Linked DNA regions of Mus musculus: region 1 is linked to region 2. The links are chromatin loops, found by intact Hi-C in ENCODE. Cell type or tissue: left cerebral cortex. All regions are shown on one strand. Each heading gives the region's core, and the rest is flanking DNA. Links, peaks and the distances in the headings are about the cores only.

Evidence for each region. A loop is a pair of places that touch in the nucleus more often than their neighbours do. Peaks named below come from ENCODE experiments on the same cell type or tissue, not always from the same donor. Only the 100,000 strongest peaks of a DNase experiment are listed, where the experiment ranks them.
Region 1: it touches region 2 in a loop (22-fold over the local background); 1 of 42 quality-filtered maps calls a loop at or near these places.

What each region holds. Positions count from the first base shown.
Region 1 is chr11:107,544,232-107,550,906 of GRCm38, forward strand. Helz (helicase with zinc finger domain) reads left to right here and starts at 3,702. Exons shown (of 33, transcript NM_001368755.1): 1 at 3,702-3,750; 2 at 5,115-5,170. It overlaps Gm39426 (a long non-coding RNA gene), which reads right to left and starts at 3,763. Exons shown (of 3, transcript XR_003949607.1): 1 at 3,690-3,763; 2 at 2,551-2,792; 3 at 1,161-2,436. In left cerebral cortex, for the core only: a CTCF peak has its summit at 2,755; DNase peaks (open chromatin) are centred at 1,727, 2,724, 3,289 and 3,755; H3K4me3 peaks cover 2,361 bases; H3K27ac peaks cover 1,029 bases.
Region 2 is chr11:107,638,544-107,645,218 of GRCm38, forward strand. The region is part of intron 21 of Helz (helicase with zinc finger domain); the gene reads left to right. Among named protein-coding and RNA genes, the nearest start is that of Mir6932, 4.2 kb to the left of the region's middle. In left cerebral cortex, for the core only: no CTCF peak of the experiment used is centred there; no DNase peak of the experiment used is centred there.

The DNA of each region.
Region 1 (6,675 bases), core at 1,240-5,239, 94 kb before region 2:
CTGAAACGGAGAGCTAAAGGGTCCCCGAGAGAGGAGACAGCTGAGACTCTCCTCTGGCCCCTAACCACGTGTATGTACAGGTGTGCACACACACATATACCACACATACAAATCAAGACACATACACACAAGCTGCTAATCCCAGCACTCGGGAGGCAGAGGCAGGCGGATTCCTGAGTTCGAGGCCAGTCTGGTCTACAGAGTGAGTTCCAGGACAGCCAGGGCTATAAAGAGAAACCCTGTCTCACCCCCCGTCGCCCCCCTCCCCCGTCCCCAAACACACACACACACACACACACACACAAAGAAACAAACCAAAAAACCAAAACCAAACCAAACCAACAACAAAAAAACCCCAACTGAACTGTATGTAGTCAGGGGACTACTTGTAATCTCACCACTTGGGAGGCAGAGGCAGAAAGGTCAGGAGTCAGGGTTATTATTGGCTACATAGCAAGCTTGTGGCCTTCCTGTTATAAGAACATTAGGTTTGAAGTGTCTATGAGAGATACAAGGAAGTTTCACACTCAGGCGCAAAGCACGAAAACAGTACAAGACACTCAGGAATCCCCATTTGACATGAACACTTAAATCCAGGAAAGAGGTGACTAGACAGTATACCTGAAGAACAGAGGCCTAGAGACCAAGTCCTGGCAGTCTTCAAACTAAGAAGGTATGGTCATGGGTGATGGGGGAGAGAGAAGATGGGGAAGGAAGAGGGAATCAGGGCTGCTGGTGTCTATCAGCTCAGAAGCAGAACAGAGCCAAGTTAACAGCAGCTGAATTGTCCCTAGCTGAATGTGATCAGAGCCATCTGAAAAGATGGTCAGTCCACTTCAGCCATCAGTACCTTCTCCTTACCCTCTTGCACTGATAAAAGTTTGCCAGAAAACATCTGCTAAGCATCTATGGGAGTGGGGCAGACAATAAGACAAATTGATAAGAGGATTTCTAATAATGGTAGCAGAATCAAATGGCCTGTTCTTCCTTCCTTCCTTCCTTCCTTCCTTCCTTCCTTCCTTCCTTCCTTCCTTTCTTTTTTTGGTTTTTCGAGACAGGGTTTCCCTGTATAGTCCTGGCTGTCCTGGAACTCACTTTGTAGACCAGACTGGCCTCCAACTCAGAAATCCTCCTGCCTCTGCTTCCCGAGTGCTGAGACTAAAGGCATGTGCCACCAAGCCCGGCGGCCTGTTTCATTTAAGGGGATGGTAGATGTCCTTCTGGAGGAGTGACACAAACAGAGACCTGGATGATGAGCTGATGACTGGCAGATCAAGGGAAATATTTTTCTCAGGGAAAGATCGTGGGGTGATGTAGGGAAGAGAGAGGCCACACTGGACTCATTATGGAGGAAGGGCAATCTCATATTGATCTTGTAGGCTATGGCTGGGAACTTAGGCTCATCTCAATTGTGATGTGAAGGCGTAAGTAAGATTTGTATTTCACAAATGTGAACTACAACTGTCTATCTGAGTTGGTCAGAATGGAAGGGCAGGCCCGGAGCGGGAGAACCTCCTGGAGGAGGTTCTTTCAGCACAGGTAACAGGTGGCATCTGGGACAAGAACCTGCCAGAACACACACCAGAGGCAGTGACATAAATGGAACCTGTCTTTGGGCCAAAGCTTTTCTAAAGCAAAGAAAGGCTACCTAGCAAAGAGGCAGCTTGGCAGGCATAGCCCGTGTGCTTCGGTTGATTACTTACTTACAAGGAAGCTCAGATCGCCCACTTGAAGTTGCCAATCATCACATTAGTGCATCCTAGTGGCTAAAGAAATGCAGGAACTGGAGGAGGAGCAGCTAGGGTACCCTGGAAACAAGACGTGGGCGCCTTCCTTAGCAGGGAGAGCCAAGGGACAGGTAGTGGACACCCTGACCACCCTAGAGGTGCCCAGAGCTCTTGTCTCCAACTCAACTGAAGCTTCTCAGAAGCTCTGAAAAGCGGTGACTCAGGGGAGGTTCCTCCCTGGAAAACCTCTTCCTAGTCCGTTGGAATGACTCACCTGCTCCCTCCCTCAAGAGTGACCCCGGGGCCAATCCCTTAATGAGTCCGCACCTCACCCTTCTCTTCAGGCTGAGACAATAGAATGGTGGAGCTTTTGGCTCCCTGCGGGCAGAGGTTGTCAGCAATCACCCAGGTAGCTAAAGACTGCTCTGGTGGGATCCAGAGGTGACTAAAAAAGGTAGATCTAAGACCCTTTGCACCGAAAAGAGTGTGTTTGCGCGATAGTGCCTGTTGCCTCAGGATCTTTGAATTTACAGAACCATTTAACAGCAAGCTTTGGTATATTGGAGATTTATTTATTACTGGGGATTAAACCCTCGCTAAAGCTAAACAACAGGATCTACCCGGAAGTCTCGGAGCATTTTCTTTTGGACACAAATCTTGCTCCGGGGAGGCGAGCATCTAGAGGTCCTCAAACTCAGCAGTGCTGACACTGGAGGAAGAGAATGTATAGGGTGGGGGTGGGGAGTTAATGAACAGACCTACATTTCTGGCAGGACTAGGGCTGCAAGGAGCTGGTACTTCATGGAGCAAAAGGGGTGGTCACCTGAGCTAGGTGTTGCTCGCCTGAAGCAACGCGGGAGGGGCGGGGAAAGCGCTGGGCTTGTCTTGCAACCAGAAAGCAGATGCCCGCGGGATGCTCGCAAAGGTCTGTTGCCGGCGCACGGTCGCCTCCTACTTCCTGCGTCCTGGTCGCCTCCAAGCCACTCTGGACATCCCCCTCCTCTCTCTGCCCAGAGCCAGCGTGGCGCCCGCCCTCTACCTTGTCCCGCCGCCTGGGGTCGCCGCCTTGTGGGAACAGGACAGTTGAAACGCGGTAGGCACTACCCCCCAACCCACCCGGGGGACCCCCTCCCGGCCCAGGCGCGCATCCACGCCCCACCCGGACTCTGCAGCCGGGTTCTCTTGAGTTACCTGCATGGGGAAGTCACAGTCCACAATTTGGACTCTAACCCGGCTGAATTCTAAAGCCACATTCCTAGGGGAGGGGGTCCTCCGACCTAGAGGGTCGCAGATCACATTACCGGCCAAGAGGAGGGGACCGCGCGAGTAAACTGGGGTAAAAGTTGCATTTAGCTTAACCTTCCCAGATCCCAATTGCAGCTTTGCGGGCGGATTGACTCGGCGTTTCACCGAGTTCCTGGGATCCTAGGGCCCCAGAGTGGCTTCTTAGGATACCGACACTGTCCCCGCGCGCGAGTGCGACATGCCTGGCGGATGCCCCGGGGCGGGAAGCGCGAGCGGTAGCAAGGACCTGGAGCTGGGGGAACCGCTCGCAGGCGTGCGCATTCATGCGCTCATGCATCCCTGCATACATCTATGCATCCGCTAGCCGGCTCACACACCACCCGCGTCCGGGACACGCCGTGTTGATTGAATGCAGGAGTAGGGTATCTGGCTACTAGGGCAGGATCGCGGCGGGGCAGACAGCAGCTCGCGTAAGGAATGGGGGAGATAGGGACGGGGGTGGGGGGAAGAGAGAGCACCCCAAAGGCACAGTTGGAAAACTGGGTGTGTGAGTAGGGGTGTTCCTTGAGAAGTCTCGCAGGCGCTGAAGGGGGCCGGGCGGGCCTCTGGGGCCAACTTTCCGGAGGGAGGTGCAGCCGGAGGGGGCGGCGCCGGCGGCGGGAGGCGGGAGTCGGGGGCCGAGGGGGGGGGGGAGTCACTTTAAAGGCTCTTTCTTACCCATAATGCTTTGTGGGGACGTTGACAAGTGGATCCAAGATGGCGTAGAAAGTAATGACAGGTAAGTCCTGACTTCCCCGTTCTCCGCTGCCCGGGTCGCTTCAGGAGCCTCCAGAGCCATCCGGGGAGAGGCCCGGACTCTCCTCGGGTGCTCCGGGTCCGGGACAGCGCGGCCCCGGGGACAGCGGGGGATCCCGCCGGCCGCCGGCAGGGCCTGGGGAGCGGGGCTCTCTCAGAGGCGAGGCCCGGACGCTGGAGCTGTTTACTGTTTCTTCCCCTCCTCAATCTCCTTTTCCCTCCGCTGGGGGGCTGAGGTGCCAGGGACCCAGGCGGTGGCCCGAGGGTCCTTGCACACGCCCGAGGTTCGGGGGGACCCGGGAGCCCGCGCGAGGCTGCTCCGGCACGGGCCGACCCTGGGGTCCCCGCACGCCCCGCGCCCCAGGGTCGCGGCTTAGGGTGGGGAGCGGGCGGCCTCCCACGCCGCGCGCGGTGCAGCCCTCCGGGTTAGCATTTCCACCCAGGGTGGGGCGGCGACCCCAGGGCAGGGGACAGCACGAAAGTGGGTCAGGGGGCGCCCCTCCCCAGCAGAGGGCTCTGCTCAAGATTCACTGTGGTCCCCCTCTCCCCGCCCCCCTCCTGGGACATGCGTGGCCCGTGAGCACATCTACAAAAACAAATGCACAGTCTCTTCCTGGAGGTGTCTCCAAAGGCCCCTTTCTTTCCTTCTCTCTCTTTACCCTCAAGGGCTCGGACACATAGTCCTAAGTAGGAACTGTGATTTCTCTCCCCAAAATGAGTTGAGTCTTCTGCCCCCTGGCCTTTGCTGAGGGTCCTCACAGACAGGGCTGGAAGCCAGAGCCTTCAGATTCCTTTTGGGTTGGGAACCTTGTTTTTTTTTTTTTTTTTTTTTTTTTTTGTTGAGCTCCGAAATTGGCATCCTTTCTCCCTTGCAAAGTTACACTTTTTAGACAAGCCATTAGGATAATCAGAAGTGTAACTTCAGAGATAGTGGATGCCGGGAGCAGCCGGGGGAAGAGGGAGACGTTATCTGGCCTAGTTTGTTCTTGATTTTGCTCTCTTCACTCATATGAATAGCTTTTTTCCCCCCCTCCTTGATTTTTTTCTCCCTTCTTTTATTTTTGAAAGTAAGACTAATCAGTGTAGAATAGATGAGTTTATTATGTTTAAGGTTGAAGACTATTTTCTAATCTGTTGCTGAAAGAAAATATTTTCAATTTTAGGTAAAAGAAGCAAATTTTTTTCCCCTCCAAAGCTTCATCCTGTATCTTTTTTTTTTTTTTTTTTAAATAACTTTTTCCACTTGAAGTGTATCCATATTCTTTTACTAAAGGACTATAAAATGCTTGTAACTGGTAACAGCTCCAACTGGTGTTGCATACCATCTTCTTTTTCTGTTTGCTCCAGGAACTGGATGAAGTAATTGATCACTAATGAACTACAGAGCCGGTGAGATGTGCAAGGTGAGACTGAAGTTCAAAAACTACACCCTGTTTCCCCTCTTTCTTGTATCCAACTCAAGGGTCAGGGAAAGCTACTTTCCAAATAGATCAGTCAGCCGACTGGGATACAGGCAAGGCGAGATTTAGGAAAGACATACCATCCTTTTTAGTGGCTCCCACTTATTCATACGTACTGAAGCTTTTCTAGAGCTAAATGTTAGCTGTGGCTATATACTTGATCAATGTCTTTTCCAGGAGTAATTATAGTTTGCCTCTTCTCATTTCCTTGGCTAACTTTAATGGGATGGTCTGGATTTAATCTGTTTTCACGTCCATTGCTTGCCCTACACTGAGTATAAGAAATTGGCTAGATGAAGTCTGCACACCCACACTTTCTGGGATGTTTATGAAGTATATCCTTTTCCATCATGAATAATATTTTTCAGCAAGCAATCGCTTCTATTTTTATTTTTCTTAGTTTTTGGTTTTGTGGTGCTGGTATGTTTAAGACCTAATGGCCTCACACATCCTAGGAAAAGTGCAGAACCATTGAGCCATATCCTTAGTCCCTTCTATTTTTCCAAAGCCGAATAGTAAATGCCTGATAGTACTTTAGAACAAAAATGATAGTGTTAAGTTCTGTGTTGCTCAGGGGGTTTGACGACTCAGTCATCACTTCTGATCATATATGGTGTGTAAATTTATTGTTTTATTTATCCCATGTAATACGTTGGATCTGTGTGTGTGCCTGAGAGAGATAGAGTGGGGGGCGCAGGAAGGGAATCACTATAGTTTCTTTGGCTGGCTAAGTAGGCAAGGCTGACCTTGAACTCCTGATTGCTGTGATTAAAGTTATGTCTGGTGTAATGCCTTGGATTTAAAGGACTCTTTTTGTTTTGTTTTGTTTTGTTTTTTTTGTTTTTTTGAGACAGGGTTTCTCTGTGTAGCCCTGGTTGTCCTGGAACTCACTCTGTAGACCAGGCTGGCCTGGAGAACTCAGAACTCTGCCTGCTCTACCTCCCAAGTGCTAGGACTAAAGGCGTGCGCCACCACTGCCCCGCTAAAGGACATTTTTAAAAAAAAAATTATTTATTATATACACTGTACACTGTAGCTGTCTTCAGACACTCCAGAAGAGGGAGGCAGATCTCATTATGGATGGTTGTGAGCCACCATGTGGTTGCTGGGATTTGAACTCAGGACCTTCGGAAGAGCAGTTGGTACTCTTACCCACTGAGCCATCTCTCCAGCCCGCTAAAGGACATTTTTATATTAGTGAACAGTTCGTGCTGTGTACCAGGGAGAGAGAAGCTTGTTATGGTTTTTAACCATTTTCTCAACTTAATGATACCTTATTGTGGTTGCTTTAGAGAAATATAAGTAATTATGGTCAATTGGCTTATTGTATACTTATTTACCCCCCAACACATTTGGGCATTTAGATTTTGAAGTTCTCATCATCTTTTCGTATCTAGTACATCTTTTTCAGAATAAGCTATACTCCCCAGCCCTTCACGCGTGAAATA
Region 2 (6,675 bases), core at 860-4,859:
ATCCCTTTACAGATTGATCGGAGGGTTATAGTTAGAATCCAGTGCAAAAAAGCGTCAGTGCCACTTGCTCAAACCCTAGCCCAAGCCAGGGAGCCTGGCATTGTCACTAGTCTGTACCGTTTAATTTTAGAACAGGTAAACTTTTCCATGGTGGCCTTCGGCTCTCCTTTGTTGTTTTGTCCCCTGACTGGAAGCCACTGGCCTGGTCATGATAGGTGGGAGGACTGACACCTAAAATCCAGAAGGCCCTCATGTGGCACCAGGGATCATACCCACAAGGGATCGTATTCAACCAGCAGGGCACTGGGCCCTTTTCCTTCTCATTCTGTTTTCAGGTATTTTCCAAGCTCCAGGATGTGTATAGCACAGCTTTCCTGGACTGCCAGTTTTATTCAAAGTATTTTGGAAAAGAATTAATTTTATATTATGAAAATGCAAAGGCAACATTTGTGTGACCTTTAAATATTAGACATGTAACTTTAGAGAAACTTCAAATGACTTTGAACTTAATTAGGACATGATTGTTCAGTTCTGAGTTACTGCTGTCAAAATTTTGAGGTACATTGCCCAGGGCCTCTTCCATGGACAGAAAACCAGGTTTTGATTTACTGTAGCTGAATCAAAAGGAAAAAAAAATAAAGTGTATATTAATTAGGTAATTAATGGTGTTAATTCATTTACATATATAATATATTTTGATCATATTTATATCCCCTGCATTACAGGGTAGACTTTGTTTGTTTCAAAACAGAGTCTCACTATGTATCCCTGACTGGAACTTACTGTATAGGCTAGACTGGCCTTTAATTCAAAGAGATCTGCTTGCCTTTGCCTCCCAAATGCTGGGATTAAAGTCCTGCACCACCATGCTGGGCCTTACTTTAATTATTTTACTTATATGTACACATGGGTATTTTGTTTCTAATGTATTTGTTTATTTTACTACTATTATTTGTAATTTGACTTTTATTCTTAGATTATAATTATATCATTTCCTCTTCTCTTTCCTCCCTCCAATTCCTCTCCTCCATATATCCCCTCACTGTCTTTGAAATTCCTGACCTTCCTCTATTTTCCTTAATTGTGTGTGTGTGTCCATCTGTCTATCTCTATCTCTGTCTCTGTTTCTATCCCTAACTATATAAATGCAATTCAGTGTCTATAAACTTCCTTGTCTGTGTGTTTTCAGGACTGACCATGGGTACTGACCGTGGGTAAGCAGTTGATGTGCTTTTCCCTGGGGAAGGCTATTTCTCCTGCTCTCAGCAGTTGCCTATGATTCTGTGGTCTAGGATTGAGGCCTAGTGAACTTCCCCTTTCTGTGTTAGCATGTCTGTTGGTGTTATCTTTGTTCAGGTCATGTTTAGGCAGTCATGTTAGGTGACACTTTATGTGTTAGCTTCATGGATGTTTTTAGGAGACAGATTCTCATAGCAAACTTTCTATTTCTCTGGCTCTTACAATCTTTCCACTCCTGAGTTGTGTTGTGGATAAGTATTAGTTCGATACAACTCTGCATTTTGATCAATTGTGTTTTGTTTTGTTTTGTTTTGTTTTTTTTGTTTTTTTTGTTTTTTTTTTTTTGTAATGGTGAGAGGTTTCCTGATTGAGGAGTGCAGGTCACACTTCTATCTGGATCTAAGGGTAGTTTTAGAATGTAGCTATGATGGATTATGTTGGTTGTGGTTTCTCCTCCGAGGTCCATGACTTTACTTGTCCTGGGTAGGTGGCTACGTTTCCATTACCGGAAATGATGATTGGATGGGTTGGATGGGTCTTAAGTCTAACTCTAGAGCTGTTGGTTACTGCTAAGGCATGTGTGCCAGTATTGTACCCAGGAGGTTATCATGTCATGCTGGTCATTGTGGTTTGTACCTGGATGCCACCATTGGTTGCTCTCCGTGGGGAGCCTGCATGGTGCTTTCTTGTACCATGAAAGCTAGTCCTCAGGGAGGTTTCAGCTCTGCTCCAGCTGGGTCCTCTGTCCAAAGTGGCTTCAGCAATTGGGGTTTATCTTCCACTTCTGGGTAACAGCTGGAGCCTATATATGGTGTTGGGAGACTTTTAGACAACCTTGACCAGTAACTCAAAAGAGGATTTCTTGTTGCTGGTGCTGGTATTTTGTTAGATAGTCTCTGGTTGGGATTGGTATCAGCCCAGATGGGGAAAGCTCATTTAAACTATGTAAGTAAGTATATGAGCAGACATACGTGCATTATATATTTAGTTGTTTAATGTTGTCTCTAAGGACAGCAGTATATATCTAACTGGAATCCATTTCAGATCTATGTAACTAAATTTCACTGATATGGAGAAACCCCTACATAGCTCCACGCCTCCCTCCCCCAGCTTTTATTTTCATACATACTGTGTCAGTGTTTAATAAGTTGTTAAATTGTGTGTGTGTATTTCTATTTTAAAATTCCAAGAGAAGAAAAGGGACAAACATAGAGAGTTTACTACAGCAACACTCCCCGTTTATGGGGAGCTCCATGATGGTGAGCATTCTAGCTGTGTGCCCTGCCACGAAGCTACACACCAGCCTATATAATATCCACGGAGTGCTTGCCATCTCTTCACCTCTCTATGGGTTTGTGTGACCCCCCTGGCATAATTCCCCACCTGCCTCATTTGTGCTTAACTGTCACACACAGTGCACCGATACATGTTGTAGCTTGGCAGTCATTATTTCCTACAGTTGCTCTTAGCTCAGTTGGGAGGAGGAGGGAAAGGGACAGCTGTGCCCTGCCTCTGGTGGCCCTCAGGGTCACGCTCCCAGCGGCTCTCTGGATGTGCACTGCTGTGTGCTGACATTTGGGTTTAGACTGAAGCATGTTCTTTAGCATTTCTGGCCGGTTCTTTTGCTAGTAGGGAATTCTCTCAGGTGCTGTTTATCTAGAAATGTCTTATTTTGCCCCAGTTTTGAAAGTTTTGCTGGATGTAAGATTTCTGGTCATTTTTCTCTCTCTCCATACTGATTTCCCCTTCTCTTTTTGGCCTCTGGTTTTGTTTGTTCATTTGTTTGTTTTTGTGTTTTTGTTTTTTGTTTTTTGTTTCTTTTCTGATGAGAAGTTATATCTTTGTCTTAGAGTCCCTTTGTAAATATGGTTGTTTTTAAGATTTCACTTTTGTCTTTGACTTTGAGCCTTTTGACTGTGCTATGTCTGGGTGCACAGGTTCACTATTTCTATTTCTAAATCACATATGAGACAGGTTTCTCTGTGCAGCCCTGGCTATCCTGGTACTCACTATGTAGACCAGGCTAGCCTCAAACTCACAGAGGTCCACCTGCCTCTGCCTCCTGAGTGCTGGGATGAAAGGCGTGTGCGTCCTTGGATAATTTTATTAGTATACATCTCTTGTAAAGAGGAGCAGGTTTCATTATGGCATTGTCATTCGTGTATATCAAGTTCTTTGGTGGTGTTTAGTCCTCTCTTCCCCTTTCTTATTCCTGATAACCCTCCTCTTTCCTCTCCCCTTACATTGTACCTGTGAGAGGTAACATATGCTGTTTGTCTTGGTGAGGTTGGTTTGTTCCAGACTTACTACGGTGATCTCTAGTTCATCCATTTTCTTGCCATCACCCCACACCCCACAAAAGAAAACCTAGCATATTTTTTTTTCCTTTTTTGATGGCTGAATAAAACCACACTTGTGTGTGTGTGTATACTTATATTTGTATTATACTTTGTTACTCCATTCATGGACAGCTGGCTGTGAGCAGTGCAGTGGCGAGGCAGGTGTGATGGCATCTCTTGCAAGCTGACTTTGATTCTTTTGGCTAGAGCCCAGAAGCAGTGAGGCTGGCTCTTAGGGTCACTCTAATTTTAATTTTTCAGAAGCTTTCCTACCAGTTTTCTTTGAATATATTTAATGCATTTTTTTCTTTTCTCCCTCTGATCTTTTCTAATATTAGGCACATGTTGGAACTCAATGATGTTCTTTTGGTAATTTTCTTCTTTAGTTTTTCTTACTCTGTGTTGTGTATCCTGCCCTGCTTCTTGCTTGCTGAGTCCCTCCATCAGCAGGTACTATTTGGGTGCTGCTGGAGTATTTTTTTTCATCTCAGGTGTCTTTCAAGTTTTAGGGGCGCAAATTGCTCCAATTGTGATCCAGCTGAAGTTGGGTTTCTTGGCAGTGTTGCCAGCTCGTGAGGCTTGCTTTTTGCTGTTAATTATCTGTCTGTCTGTCTGTCTATCTATTTATCTACGTACAATTTCAAGACAGGGTTTCTTTGTGTAGCTCTGGCTGCCCTGGAACTTATGTTGTAGACCAGGCTAGCCTTGAACTCAGAACAAGGTATCCTCTTGCCTCTGCCTCTAGAATGCTGGGATGAAAAGTGTGTGCCACTGCCTGTGTGTCAAAGTATAGGTCTGTGCGTCTGAGTACAGATGCCTGTGGAGCCCAGAAGGGGTGAGGTGCTCTGCAGCTGGGGCCTCATACATACAGGTCAGCTGCCTGGCAAGCCTGCTGGGGATCAGACTCAGGGCTTCTGGAGGACGAGAAAGGATTGTCAACTGCTGAGCCTTTTCTCCGGCCTCCAGTAGAATCTTCTGCATTTAGACCAAGGAAAGTTGAGGCCATTGTTGCTCACTGGCTGCTGAGTGGACATAAAGTAGGTTTTTTGTCCTAAGAAGGACTTCCCTCTTCTCCTGTGTGTTTGGTTGGTGTGGTTTTTTTTGTTTTTGTTTTTGTTTTTGTTTTTTGTTTTGTTTTTCGAGACAGGGTTTCTCTGTATAGCCCTGGCTGTCCTGGAACTCACTTTGTAGACCAGGGTGGCCTCGAACTCAGAAATCCACCTGCCTTTGCCTCCCAAGTGCTGGGATGAAAGGCGTGCTCCACCACCGCCTGGCTGTTTGTTTTTAAACTTAATGTTTTTATTGATTATTTGGCAATTTCATACAATGCACCCCAATCATGTTCCCAGTCCTCCCAGGTCCACTCCACCCTGTGACCTCCCCCAAAACAAAAGGAGAAGAAAAACTTACCAAGTCCAACTTGTGCTGCCCATATACTCACTGGAGCATGGTCAAACTCCCAGTGGCCAGCCCCTTAAAGAGAACTGAGTGTGACCATCCTCTGCTCGCTCCCACCAGAAGCCATCAGTTGGGGAGAGCTACACTTCAGCATCCTTATCACAATTTTAAAAGAGCTCTCTTCATCTCTTCAATGACTTCTTGTTTAGACTGTTTCTTTGTTGGGGGAATGGGGTGGGGCAGGAGAGAAGTTGTCACAGAATTCTTACATATCTCTTGTTTTCAACTGTGTCTGCAGTCATCAGTACCACTGCAGAAGAAGTCGCCTTGCCCCTTTGTAGTCAGTGGCAGCATTGACCATGGAATTCCACATGGTTTCTGGCTACAGCACAGGTCACAGACACCATCATGGCCCTTGGTGTTAGCTTGGACATCACATAGGCAGCAGGGCCGTGGATCCTAGCATGTCATTAGAGGCAGCGTGGATATCAGCATGGTCCCTTGGTGGTAGCACACACCACAGACATCCACACAGCCCTTGGCCGCAACATGGTCCATGAATGTTGACGTGGTCTCTGGTGGCAGCATACTGTCCATATCACTTTGCTCCCACTCCCTTCGGCACCTCCCTTGTGCACATGGCTCTGTTCTGCCATCTTTCCTTCCAGTTTTGTGAGTCTACTTTTTAAATGGATCTTCCCATAGGACCTGCCCTTCTCTAGTTTTCTGGGGACACTGTGAACCTGCAGACTTCTCTGCCACTGCTTTGTCTCCTCTGGGAACTTCCATGGGTCTCTCGGGCTCCTCAGAGCTGCTCTGTGGTCCCATGTCGGGTGCCAGCTTTGATCCCAGCCTTGCTTCAGGTTTTTATCCTTGATAGTGTTCCTGGGTCTGGCTGTGCAGTCCCTGCTCCTTCACACACACCCCAGTAGCGTATAGATGGAGTAGATGTTGAGGTGGACCAGCCTGGAACACTGGCTCTAGGCCCAGAAGGCCTTCCATTCTCCTGCGGTCTTGCTCAGATCTCCCCTGTGCCATAGGATGTGGGCACGGGGTGTAGGCTCTATGCAGCTGCTGCCAGCTGCGCAAACCAGCTTTTGCAGTGGTAAACTGTGGGGAATGCAGTCTAGAATGTTTGCTGGCTGCTAAACCACCTGCAATACCCCCTCAACACAGGGATCTGAGGGAGATGGAAACTGCTGCTGGGACAGTTCAGGAAGCAGTCCCCAGGGCGCATGCCCCAGCTGCTCACTGTTCTTACAGAGTCTGCAGAGCTTGTTCCTAGATCCTTCTTTCTTGCTTGCAAGGTCTTTGATCAGTCTCCAGTGTCTTTGCTGATTTTGACTGGTCTACAGCAGATCTGTCAGGAGGCAGTTTTCATTTTGATACCATTTTATGCTACCTAAAATGTAAGAACATGAATGGAGGGAAAGAATAGGCTAGTGGTTAGGGTGTTGCTTCACAGTGAAAATTCTGTTGTGGTTTTATATCTGCCTTTCACTTGACCTGCATATGTCCACTTGGACAAAGACATGCTTTTTATATTCCCTATTGCAGTAGGCACTGTGATTTCAAATAGAAATGATAGTAAATAAACACTATGAGTTAAAAGACATCATTTACAATTTCCACTTTAGCCACTAGAGTCTTTCTGGCTCTGGATTGAACTTGCCAGCCAGCCAGCCAGATAGACAGAAAG